2 separate regions of the Mus musculus genome follow, and region 2 is linked to region 1. Evidence: chromatin contacts called from ENCODE POLR2A ChIA-PET data. All regions are on one chromosome and are shown on one strand. Each heading gives the region's core, a stretch centred on a gene start or an enhancer-like site at or near the end of the contact. The rest is flanking DNA. Distances are from core to core; before and after follow the strand shown. Region 1 holds the start of Bfar (bifunctional apoptosis regulator). Region 2 holds the start of Pla2g10 (phospholipase A2, group X).

Evidence for each region. ChIA-PET counts read pairs that join two places held with the same protein, here RNA polymerase II (POLR2A).
Region 2: POLR2A ChIA-PET joins it to region 1 with 17 read pairs in Patski. The contact joins the promoter of Pla2g10 here to the promoter of Bfar in region 1. POLR2A ChIA-PET finds 5 or more read pairs at or near these places in 3 of 5 experiments (Patski and embryonic stem cell).

The regions. Positions count from the first base shown.
Region 1 is chr16:13,668,904-13,675,357 of GRCm38, forward strand. It overlaps Bfar (bifunctional apoptosis regulator), which reads left to right and starts at 2,955. Exons shown (of 8, transcript NM_025976.5): 1 at 2,955-3,175.
Region 2 is chr16:13,727,036-13,733,489 of GRCm38, forward strand. It overlaps Pla2g10 (phospholipase A2, group X), which reads right to left and starts at 3,449. Exons shown (of 4, transcript NM_011987.4): 1 at 3,322-3,449; 2 at 928-1,078. The coding sequence starts at 3,376. Pla2g10os (phospholipase A2, group X, opposite strand) reads left to right here and starts at 2,801. Exons shown (of 3, transcript NR_040574.1): 1 at 2,801-2,884.

The sequences.
Region 1 (6,454 bases), core at 1,705-4,204:
CCAGGCAGACATCAGACTTGCTACTTGGAAACATGATAGTTGCTATGGAGATAAAGAGCAAAATTCTGCAGCAGAGAGTGTTAGGTAATCAGAAAAGGCAGAGCCATTTTTGGGAGCCTACTTTGTGACCTAACACTCTACAAAAGTGGCAAGTACTCTTAACCTCTGAGCCATCTCTCCAGCCCTACATTCAGCTCACCTCAAAGAGTTTCAGGATTTTGTTAGCCAGCCCCTGCTGGCTTATTCCAGAGATAAAGTGTTCACAGGGGCTAGATAGTTGGCTGTTAACAACTGTAATCTTTCCAATATTTATCCTCCAAAGAGTAAATGAGACCCCGTGTGATGGCTATTCTTGGGTGTCAACTTGACAATATCTGTACTAAGCTACAATTCAGAAATGGAAGGCACACCTGTGAGAGATTTCCTGCTTGATTTACAGTGAGTGAATTCACTTCTAGTCCAGACCTCTGAGGTAGGAAGACATACATGCTTAATCCAGATCTTGAGGCAAGAAGACACACACCTTTAATCTAGATCTTGAGGTAGGAAGACACAACTCTAATCTGGGCCAACCTTCTGCTGGCAGCCTATGTAAGGACCTGGAAGAAGGAAGCGCTTACTCTTTGCCTGCTTACCCTGTAGGAAGTCCATTCCTTCACTGGCATTGAGGCCCTCCTTCCAAAAGACCAACTTAGACATCCAGCCTTGTGAGACTGAACAAGTACTAGAACCTTAGACTTGCTGGTCCCAGCTAGTCATTGTTAGATTATTTCCTCTCATATCTAAATATATACAGTTTGCTTCTTTATTTTAACAGAGTGCATTAGTGAGGGTAACCTAGGGTCACAGAACTTTGGAAATTATTCTCTGTCTCTGTGTGTATGTGTCTCTCTCTGCTTTGCACATCGGGAATGATGATACCTTTACCTGCCCTGGAGCTCGAACATCTCCCCCAGGATGCTGACCTTCAGAAACTTCTGTTAGAGACTAGACCTGATCTTCAGCTGAGATACATCACACAGGTGAGCAGCCTTGGGAAGATAGGCTTAGGACCATAGTTAGGAACTTAGTGTGAACCTTGTGTGATAAACCTCAGCGTAATACAACGTAACTTTCATTACACTAAATACTATGCATATCTATCTCCCTTCTTGCTTAAGACAGAGGCAGGTTGATCTACAGATTGAGTTCCAGGACAACCAGGGGTACACAGAGAAACCCTGTCTACAAACAAACAGGGGAAGTATGGTGGGACACACCTGCAATCCAACCATCTGGAGAGTTCATTTGAATTCAGGACTAAACCTGTTCTACAAAGGTTGTGTCTTATTTATTTATTTATTTATTTATTTATTTATAATATATGTGTGCTCTCCTGCATATGTATCTGCTGCCTGAAGATGGCATCAGATCCCATTACAGATGGTTGTGAGCCACCATGTGGTTGCTGGGAATTGAACTCAAGACCTCTGGAAGAGCTCCCAGTGTTCTTAGCCATCTCACCAGCCCAGGGCTGTGTCTTAATAAGGAAAAATAATCTTAAATGGTAAATTCTGTTATGTATCTGTTATCACAATGAAGAAAAAAAGGTTTCTACCTTTACTAGATCACTCTCTAGAAAGTAAATTCTGCTAGCACAAATCAGTTTTACTCTTTACCAACTTGAAAAGAACACTCTCATTTATTCCTTTAGAGGTGGCTGATCTCAAACTCATTCCATAGCTAAGTCTCCATAGTCTTAAACTTTTTTTTCTTTTTCAAGACAGAGCTTCTCTGTACAACAGTGCCCTGGCAGTCTTAAGAGGACTCACTTTGTAGGCCAGGCTGGCTTCGAACTCACAGAGATCCTGCCTCTGCTTCCTGAATTCTGGGGTTAAAGCGCTACCATGCCTGACAGCCTTCAACTTCGAATCCTCTTGCCTACTCCTTGCCTCGTTTGGGGATTACAGGTGTGCCACCGAGCCCAGTTCGTTTATATGCTACTGGGATCGAACTCAGCACAGCTTGGTATGTTAGTCAAGCAGTGTACCAACTGAGCTTCATTCCCAGCCCCATCTCCAACAACGTAGAGATGTTAAAATTTTGAAAGATCAAATCAATGATTGTCCAATTAAAGCAAGCTGTATTTGGGGGGTACACCTAGGCTAACTGACTGTCTCCTCCTAAATCGGGTTTTGAGAGAGCAGCCTCTGCTGGCTTATAGGAGATAAGAGTTTAAAGAGTTGTTTAAAGAGTTGGCTATTGCCGGGTCTGGTGGCGCATGCCTTTAATCCCAGCACTTGGGAGGCAGAGGCAAGTGGATTTCTGAGTTTGAGGCCAGCCTGGTCTACAAAGTGAGTTCCAGGACAGCCAGGGCTATACAGAGAAACCCTGTCTCGAAAACAAACAAACAAACAAACAAACAAACAAAACCCGAGTTGGCTATTAACACGTTTTTATAAAGATACAATGAAAGGGAAGGAACGAGGGCACGTACATGTGAATGGGGTTGCAAACAGTTTATTAAATCAGAACTGAGAAACAGGAACTTTTTCTTTCTTTGGTTAAGTTTCACTATGTAGCTTTGACTGTCTTGGAATTCACTCCGTAGACTAGACTGGCTTCGAACTCACAAAGATCATCCTGCCAAGCATGGTCTCACAACGTCATAGATTGAAAACATAGTACCATTGAGTTCTCAACAGATCTAGATCAAGGTGGGTAGCTGCGGAGTAAATGTGATAACGCCATTTTACCCCAAATTCCGACTCTATAAATAAAACTTTAAGGACTGCTTCTGTGGTTTTCTTCATAAATGTGAAGTTAAGATCTATTACGATGCATTCGGGCACTGTGGGAGACTTTGATGGCTGAATAAAGCTAGCTAAATACGGGAACGCAATCCAGCTGGAACCTCCAGACCTGGGGCGGTGACTTCTGTGCTTGGCTCGGACGAAAAGGAAGGGGCGGGTCGCGTTGGTGCGCATGCGCCCGCATGCCCCTAGAGCAGCCGCTCTAGGCAGCCGGAGGTCGCACGGGGTTGAGAGCATAAAGAGGTCTCTCCTCTATGGTTGCGGGAGCTGATCGTAGTCGGCCCCTAGGCCCAGGTTATTTCCGGAAGCGAAGCCTTGTCCTCTACTTCCGCGGGGTCCTGGCAGGTGGCGGTGACAGAGTGGGTACCAGGACTAGTGGCGAGGTGAGCTTCGGCACGGTGTGGGGTGGTAATGGTCCGGCAGGGCGCTTGGCTTGAGAGTGCGGCGCGGGAGACGGAACTGAACCCGCTCCCGGAGCTGCGCTGGCGGGGACTGAACCCGCTCCCGGAGCTGCGCTGGCGGGGTGGGTCCAGGCTCTGGGGCCTCCTCACCCCGGCCTGGACGCGTCCCAGCAGGGCTGCGGACCGTAGCCCCTTCCCTTACGAGGCGAAGACCCACGCCACTGCAGGTCTCTAGTCCTCCCCCGCGTCGGGGTCTGGGTCAGAGCCACTCGACCCTGGGGTGGTGACAGAGATGGGTCTTGTTTCCACTTACTTGCGGGCTATGGGCGCCCGCCACGTCGGCTAAATCCGAGGCACCTTCCTGTCCCAAGGCAGAGGGTTTCATAATGGGAAGTGAGGATAACGGAACATCAGACTCCAAAGTGACACCGAGGCTGACCTAGAACTTAGCTCTTCTCATTCCCATACACACGACTCAAAAATCGTGTGCTGATGAGAGCGTGTGTGTGTGTGTGTGTTTTAGAAGAGAGACGCTGTGTCTAACTGGGGACCTTTAACTGGGCAAGGGGCAAACCCCTAACTTTGGTTGAGAAGAGAAAGTGGGAGCCATTGGGTCCTCCCCACGGAAGCCCATTGGCCCGCCCTTGGAGTGGCCCCAACGTCACACCAGGAGAGGCCAATGCGAAGGAGTTTTCCTTTCACCTTTAGGTACGGACTGCACGTGCTGATGAAGTTTTATTTACTTTTGTCAGTGCTCTTTTATAAACAGCCTGGATGTGTCCCGACCAAAGTGCACGGTATATGCCAGGGAATATCGTCCATAAACCTGATGGGAAAGCTGTACTCTGTCCAGGCTGTTCACACACACACACACACACACACACCCTTTTCCCCCTTTCTCTCTGGCAGTATAAATGCTAACCACACTGTTAACAGCATTCAGTAAAATGTGACAGTTAGTAATGCTATTATTATCAGTCAGCAAACTTTTTACCTGGTCGAAGTTTGACATCTAATCCCACAATCCTTTAGCGATAATATTAGTATGGCTTGATAAATGGAAAGTAATGAAGCTCGAGGAGAACAAAGGGTGACCAGATTGGGAGCCCAGGTTGGCCTCGCTCTGAAGACTTAACTTTGGTTTTGGTTCTTTGTTTGTTTATTGGGGGGGGTGCATTTTGAGACAGGGTTTCTCTATGGAGTCCTGACTGTCCAATAATTCACACTAGGCTGGCCGAGAATACACAGAAATCCACCTGCCCGTGGGGATTAAATGCCACCATGCCTGGCTTGTTTTATTTGTTGAGAAAGGCTTTATGTAATCCAGGCTGGCCAAGAATAATTCTTGGACTTCTGATTTCTCTGGCTTTCTGAATTGAGTAGCAGGAAATGGAGAAGGGAGAAAATGAAACTCTTGAACTGAGTCTAGAAATCTGGACTTATGCAAAAGAGAGATTTCCCTGAGTGGTGTGTGCCACCATGCCCGGTTTATACACTGCTGATGATAGAACCAGTCAGCAAACACTCTACCAAATAGTCCAGATTAGGTAACACACAGATAAACCTTACACAGTTAACTTGGGTTTGGAGTGGATTAATCATCAAAGACGGTTTGGATCTTGTGAGTGGATACTTTTGACTCAGAAATCTTAACAGATGGGAGTGTAATGATCCATTTAAGATAGTTATTGACAACCATGCTGATTATGCCAGTTAAAAAATTTTAAGTCCTTTTAATTGATGACAAGACCATAAGTGGCCTTATGCCTCTGAAAATATCCCTTGCTGCCTCTGCCCAGGGATAGAGTTTTTAAAGACAAAAACCTCAAAGACCTTAATTTACCTCAAAGTTAGATGAGGATCAGAGTAAACTTTCATTCCTGGCAGGGCATAATTTTAGATGTAACCTCAAATGGGTATCCAAAGCAGACATTGGGTTGCGGAAAAGGGAAAGACAAAATACATTCAAAACAGGATGGCATTACCTTAGTCATTTCAGGAGGAACATTTGAAGAAAAAAAAAAAAAACACTCAAGGAGCAGAAATTTATAGGTGGTCTATGAACAGAGTCTAATCTTAGTAATAGAAGGAACTCCTGTGAGTTGTGATATATGGTTATTATCCCCACTGTTATAGGGATACAAAGAAAGGTAAATGACCTACCCTAGATCAAGCAGCTAATGGTTTGTTGAGCTAAGATTTAACGTGATCATTCTGCCTCAAGTTTGTGCTGTAAGTGAAAATGTTCACTTGACAGCCAGACATGATGGTGTCCCAACATTTAACAAGCCAAAGCCTGGTGGTGCAGACCTTTAGTTACTTGGTAGACCAAGGCAAGAAGATTGCAAGTTCAAAGCCTTAGTTATATGGATTGGGGCTGAAGGTACTACCTCTGTAGTAGAGTGTGTTTAGAGTGAACAAAGTCCTGGCTTCAGTTCCCAGCACTAGAGAAGTTAGTTTACTACTATGTCATTCATATTCTTTACTGAATAAAACCACAGCTGTAGGTTTTATTTAGTCTTATTTTCTTTTTCCATAGCAGGGAGTGTTGTTTTGTTGAGATGGTTTCATGCATCACTCGCTGGCTGGCCAGTGATGACCTTGAACTCTTAGTCCTTCACCACTGAGCGGCTGGGATTACAGGCCTGTGCTGTCGGGTCCAGTTTAGTGGGGAAGGTTTTGGGCAATTTGATGGGAATTTTGCTCTAGGGAGATGATTCAAACATTGAAAAAAAAGAAATTCACAAAAAGAGAATAGGAAATGAGCATTATTTAAGTTTCACTTTAGCCATACCTAGTCTGTCATAATTAGGCATTTACATGCAGATTACATGTAGTTGTAAACTTCCAGGCTCTTGTGAAGAACTTGTTTCAGGTACATAGTCAGGTCCATATCTATAAATTGCATATCTGCAAGTTCAATGGTGAATGAGGGGGAAAATTCAGTTCAATTGTGGGCTAGAGAATGTAGCTCAGTAGTATAGTGTTTATCTGTTGTGTACAGTGGCCCTGAGTTCTACCTCCAGTCCTGCCAGAAAAATCCAAGAAGTTCCAAAAAGCAACATTTGATTTTTGACGTATGCTAAGTACTACACTGAATCAAGAGGAATGAGGCTATGTGTAGGTGTACACACCCTTCGATAGCTTCCCACCATTTCACAGATCCTTAGCCTCTCCAGCTCTCTGGGCATTGTTTGCCTGGTATTCTGATCACTTGTACTTTGTAGTCAGGCTTACTGTGGTTGCTTGTATAACAAGCAT
Region 2 (6,454 bases), core at 2,199-4,698, 59 kb after region 1:
TTATTATATGTAAGTACACTGTAGCTGTCTTCAGATACTCCAGAAGAGGGCGTCAGATCTTGTTACAGATGGTTGTGAGTCACCATGTGGTTGCTGGGATTTGAACTCCGGACCTTAGGAAGAGCAGTCGGGTGCTCTTACCCACTGAGCTATCTCATCAGCCTCTGTTTTAAACTCTTAATGAACGTGTGGAACTAGTAACAGATAATAAATGTTTAGATAACTCATCTTAATAGAAACATTGCTGCTGAAACTTCTTATTTGACTTATGATGAACTTCTGGAGTATAAAGATGCTTGGAAAACCATGTGATCTATTCTTCTCTTGAGAAAGTGTCAGGGCTTCTCTCATTCAGCAATGAAAAGGTAGAAGCTTTTTTTTTTCTCTGAACAATAAAGGTTGGAGCTTATTTTTCATCCAGAATGAGTGGAGTGGATGAGATAGGTGGTTGGGCCTAACAAGAATGTGTGTATATGAATGTGTATATATGAATGTGTGTATATGAATGTGTATATGTGCATATTTGCAAGTATGACTTGCTTTTCCTGGTTCACAAAGAGTTAATAGCTCCAAGCCTCCCACTCTCACCTATGCCCATACTCTGGGCACTAGATAAACAACTTAATGGCTCTGAAGTAAGCTTTCTTATCTACGAAATGGAAAGGATCCTCAGAGCTCCTCAGGCTGTACAGTGGTCTAGATAGCTTTATGTTATCCTCAATGAAAGCGTCAGGCCACAGCCAGGATAAAGGTTAGCCGGCACCAAGACCTCCTCACTGACCCTAGAGCCCTTTGTATTCAAGGTAATGCTAGGTTCTGGGATCTTTCTGAGTCAAAACTGGACTTCAGTTTGGTGTTTTTCTCATAGCCCTTGGCTGTCCTAGGACTTGGGAGATCTTTTCTACTCTGGGCCCAGTGTACACTCACCAGTCAATGGCGTCACGTGGCTCTCCATGGCCACCAAGGCCACAATAACAGCCATAGTTCATGTAAGCCATCGGAGATCGAGGCCCAACACAATCCAAGGTCCCTGCCAGCTCCAGGAGTCCACGCTTGTATACATGTGACCTCCTGGTTGCTAAGAGATAAACAAAGGTCATAGGTTCAAGGTCAGAGCTTCCCTATCCCTAGTTAGAGGCACTGGCCCAAGAAGGACCTAGATGTAGCAACTTGACTGGGTTTGATCCTACTTCTAGGTATGTGACCTTGGACAAATTACATACCTCTGTGATCTGCTTTCCTCATTTGCTTAGTGCAGGATAAGATGGCATCAAGTCACAGAAAAAAGTGCCTTGTGCAATAAAATCTCCATTGAAATTCAGATCTTTTTTTTTTCCCCTCTCTCTTTTTTTTTTTACTTTTTCAAGACAGGGTTTTCTCCATGTAGACCTGGCTGTTCTAGAATGTGTTCTATAGATCAGGTGGCCTTAAACTCACAGAGATCCTCCTGCCTCAGCCTCCTGAGTGCTGGGGCTAAAGGTGTGTACATTAAAGGCTGCATTTGAAAGATAGAAAAGGAGGCCTTCTGGAACAAAAGCAGCCTTCCCACTCCCACAGCCCACAGCACTGGAGCTAAGGTTACAGCCCATGTACTGGTGTTTCTCCATCTGTGTGAGGAAGGGGGAATTGCAGCAGAGCAGGACAAACTCCCAAGTCTATTTGCTGATGTATGTATGTACCCACAATATCCTCCCCACGGTGGAGTACATTGGCAGTGAAACCTTGCCCTGGGCTGCTGTGACTCCCATTTGTCACTTAGAGCATGTTTCCACCACAATAACTTATTTGAGGGCTCTCCACTAAACTTAAATAGAATCATGTTTTCATGGAAAAAGTTCTATCTTAGAGGTGGTTCAGATCAGAAGATCAGAAGAAAAATCTGGTCCGTTTGAGAATCCGGGGCATAACCCAGATGGAAGCATACACTGCTGGCATGCACTGGGTTCCATCCCCAGTATCATAAGACAAGGTAGCCCACGCTTGTAATCCTAGCACTTGGGAGACTGTGGCAGAAAGATCAGAAGTGATGCTTCTCCTTGGCTTGATGGTAAGTTTGAGGCCAGCCTGGGCTACATTTTCCTCTCTGGATAAGTCTGCTCTCTTCTAATAGCCCACACACTTCCCTTGAGCCTTCCTTGGTTCCCATTTGGGATGTAGCTCCCAGCTTCACTGTCCCCCAAGCCCCAGTGGAGATCCCAAGCTAGATCCCGAAGCCTTCCTACCTCCCCAGAACCCAGCTTTCCCTCCAGTCAGGCCATCACACTACTGCCCCTGCCTTCTCTTCAGCCTGCTCCCTGCTGCCTTACCCTGCCAATGGCCCATGCTGCTGCCTGTTTATTGGGGGTGCCCTTCTAGCTTGCTCTTCCAGAACAGATCTCTGACTCAAGTAGCTCTGGCACACGGAAAGGCTTCTAGGAAAGGTCTGTTGACCTCAGGAGCCACCAAGTCCAGGTGAGACACACCTAGCCTAACCACTCCCAACACCATACCCTGAAACCATCTGCAGAGCTCCCCCTACCCCACCCCCAGCCACTCTCTGCTTTTAGAGGCTAAGACTGCCCATGAAGGGCCCAGGTGAGGGACACACAGCAGCACTAAGTTTGGAACCAAAGAAAACACTCCCTTTATGCCAACATAGGTGGGGCAGGCCAGGCTGGGGTCTGTTTGCTCTGTCTACCTGTGGGCAACCTCCAATGGCAGTGCCAGGACCCACAGGGCATTGTAAAAGCTCAAGGTCTACGCCCATTGTGGGCCGTCCTAGGCATCCCTGAGCTGTGTGCTAGCCGGCCAAGTGCTGCTTGGAGCAACTGTGGCATCTGAGATGTTGGTCTGGGTGAGCCTGTCCAGGAGGAGAGAGGCTTCACACCTGCACCTCTGTACCCAGGTAAGGCCGGGGTTGGTTCTGTGCCTCTATGCTTTATTGTACTCTAGGATTAAAGAATCACCAAGAGGGGCCTTTCTAGAGTAGTAGGAGTGAGTGAGGAAAACCCCCTCTATAAGTGATAGCCAGTTCACATGACTCAGGATCAGAGGCTAGGAGCTTCAGGCTGCTGGAGAGGACCGCAGTAACTATGGGGTTCAGGAAGGGAGGACTCTGAGACCAACCCCTCTTCCCCTTCTGAGTTCCTGAGTGAAATGCCTAAGTGGAGGGCTCTGGAAGGAATCAAAGACATGACTCCTGGGTGTCTGGGAAGATGGATGTGTGGGCATCTGATGAAGGGACTGGGGATTTTAAGGCTTCAGGGTGCTGGAACTAGGTGTTGAGTTGGGGCGGTGAGGAAAAAATCCCAGGCAGGAGGAAGCCAGTCAGTCCTCACTTACCTTCGCTGAATCCGGGTCCAGGTCCCAGCAGCAACAGCAGCAGTAGCAGCAGCATTATTGCCCGTCACAGAGGTGGCCCACACATAGGAGAGTGACAGGTGTAGGACTGACCAGAAGGGCCAGTATACTCACCAATCCTGCCGACCCCCACCACCAGCCCCGCCCCCTACCTCACCTTCTTTCCGTGGGGCGGAGTCAAGCAGGAGTGGTCACCTGGAGCCTTGAGGAGTGACTGTCTCTGACTTCTGCAGATTAGTTCCAAAAAGTAATCCAGACACCAAATGGAATGCTGAGGCCAAAAGGGGATCAGGTTCGGGGATGCCTCCACAGAGTGTAAAGATGCTGCTGACGCTGCAGTTAAAATGCGGGGTGGGGGTGGGGGAGGGAGGGGGACGGTATGCTAATTTTCGCCGTGTTATTCTAATTTACTGTAACATTTTACAACGCGGGTAACTGCTCCTGTGGGGCAGTCACAATTAACACTCTACAATCTCCTCACTAATACCACCACAAAGCGAGAAACTGAGGTAGTCAAGGGTTGTCCCAAGTCAGGCAGCCATTTCTAATAAAAAGAGCTGGAGCCTTGGTGGTGGTGGACTAGAAAGCTAGGTCAGAAGAACGTGAGGAGTTCGGAACCAGCCTGGACTATACAATGAGGCAGACCTCGGAGAGGTGGGGGAGGGGCGCTTACGACACAAGGGCTGGAATGGAGCGAGCAGGATCGTGTGGGAGTTATCTATCCCGTGCAGTCTGCCTCAGGCTTCCCGTTTGTGGATGGTTATGGTTCTTCTGGGGAATGTGTGTAAGCAAGGAGGTGTACTCAACTGATGCCTACTTTTCATACTGAAAAGGCATGATAATTGGGACACATTATTGCTTTTTGCCCCTGAGACTAGCACTATTCAATTGGTCAATAATTTTTGTTGTTTAGATTTCATATCTGATCTGAGTGAAACCTTGGAACCACCCCCCCTCCATGGACAAATTCTAGTAAGGGTAAGAATGATCTCCAGAAAAAAAAAAAAAAAAATGACAAGGTGAATTGGGTTTCCCTGGCTTGAAGGTTCACAACACAGGTTGTACGCCTAGGACCCCAACCCATTCACTGTCATAGAGAGACACTGAGGGTCTGAGAACTGGGAAGCCAGAGGCATGGTGAGATGGCTTAGAGGGAACCACACAAGCCTAGAAACCTAAGTTTGATCCTAAAACCCATGTAAAGGGGGAAGGAGAGAACTGATTCTACACAGTTGTCCTTTGACCTCTGGACTTGTACTGTGCCCTCCCATGCATCATGTTCATATATACACACTAAAATAATTTTAAAATGTTAAGTATTAAAAGTAGGTGGTCCATGCCTTTAATCCCAACACTCAGGAGGCAGAGGCAAGTAGGTCTCTAAGTTTGAGGCCATTCTGGTCTAAATTGTGAGTTCCAGGACAGCCAGGACTACCACAGAGAGACCCTGTCTTAAAACAAACAAATGAACAAACAAACAAACCAAATGAGGAGGAGGAGGAGGAAGAGAAGAAGAAAGGAAGGAAAGAAAGAAGGAAGGAAGGGAAAGAGAGAGAAAGAAGAAAGAAAGAAGAAAGAAAGGGAGAGAGAAAGAAGGAAAGAGAGAAAGAAAAAAGAAAAAAGAAGAAAGAAAGAAAGAAAGAAAGAAAGAAAGAAAGAAAGAAAGAAAGAAAGAAAGAAAGAAAGAAAGGAAGGAAGGAAAAGAAAAGAGAAGAGGGGCCATGAGTAGAACTCATTCCACTTGGTACTCAATCTGTCTTGGTCCCTGCTATGATAATTCACAGGGACAAGTCTTCCTTCCTTTCCTGCTACCCAGTGGGTAATGCTCTTTCCATTGGAGTGTGCGTGCCTTCTACAGTCTCATGTCATGCTTCTTGTGTGGCCATCACTACTCTGCCTGGCCTTGGTCACCACTCAGTCAAACCTTTTTGATATAGGACAGATGAGATTTCAAATACTCCAAGTTTTTAGATTATAGAAAAAGTAAATGACAACCTGAGTGTTCAGCACCCTAAGAAAGGGCATGGCCTCCTGTGACCCCAACACTCAGAGCCACCTGTTCCAGGAGGGTCCCTGCAGATGACCATAGGGCATTGTTTTGAAATTGACGTCCTGGAAGATGCTTGGGTACTCTACTGACAGATGAAAAACAGAAGTTGAGAGTAGGGACAGGACTGCTCATGGTGGTACGTAGTTCCTCAAGACGCTTCATGCAGAGCACTCCGCTCTTGGAGCACCTCCCGTGGGAGTTCTTTCTCACCTTTCCTCAGTTTTGCTCTGTGAAAAAGACATTGACCTCTTGGAAGGCTGAGGTAGAAAGATTGTTGTGAGTTTGAGACCAGACTAGACTATATAGTGAGTTCTAAGCCAGCTTGAGCTACCGAGTAAAAGCATGTCTGAGAAAGCTAGGAGCCAGCAAGATGGCTCAGTGGCTAAGGGCACTTGCTACATTGCCTCGGGACCTGAATCTGATTCCAGGAAGTGTATGCTGAAAGTCGAGAGCCACCTCCCTTCACAGGCACATTAGCCACATTCCCCACCTCCATCAGCTAAATAAATGTTAGAAGAAGAATCAACTCAGGTAGGTCTACAGGCCCAGAGCTGCTTGGGAGGCTGAGGCAGAACGATGGCAAGTTCAAGGACAGTCCAAGGGAGGTCAAGCTCAAAGCTACTGAGTTAGCTCAAGGTCAGCCTGAGCAACTGACATCCTTCTTAAACCAGGGATAAGGGGGTTGAAGAAACAGAGAGCTGGAGATGCTGATCAGTGGATGTGCTTGCTGTTAAGTATGTTTGAGGCTGGAGGTCCAACACCCATTAGTGAGGGAAGAAAAGAAACTTGATTCAGTCCCTCTGCTATTCATTCACCGTGTCCCTAGCATGGACTGACCACCATGTCCTCAAGGGCAGGTCCTTTAATGGAACACAACAGAGGACCAGGTACAGTTTTGTCCCCAGAAGTCTCTACTGACTGTAGGGACAGGATGAAGACATAAGGGATGTGAAGATGGGAGCAGGACAATGACAGGATAGCAAAGGATTTTGGTTCCAGGGTATGAACCTCCATGTCTCAGACTGAATGATCTGTCATTTCCCAAAAGCAGAGCCTGGGCTGTAA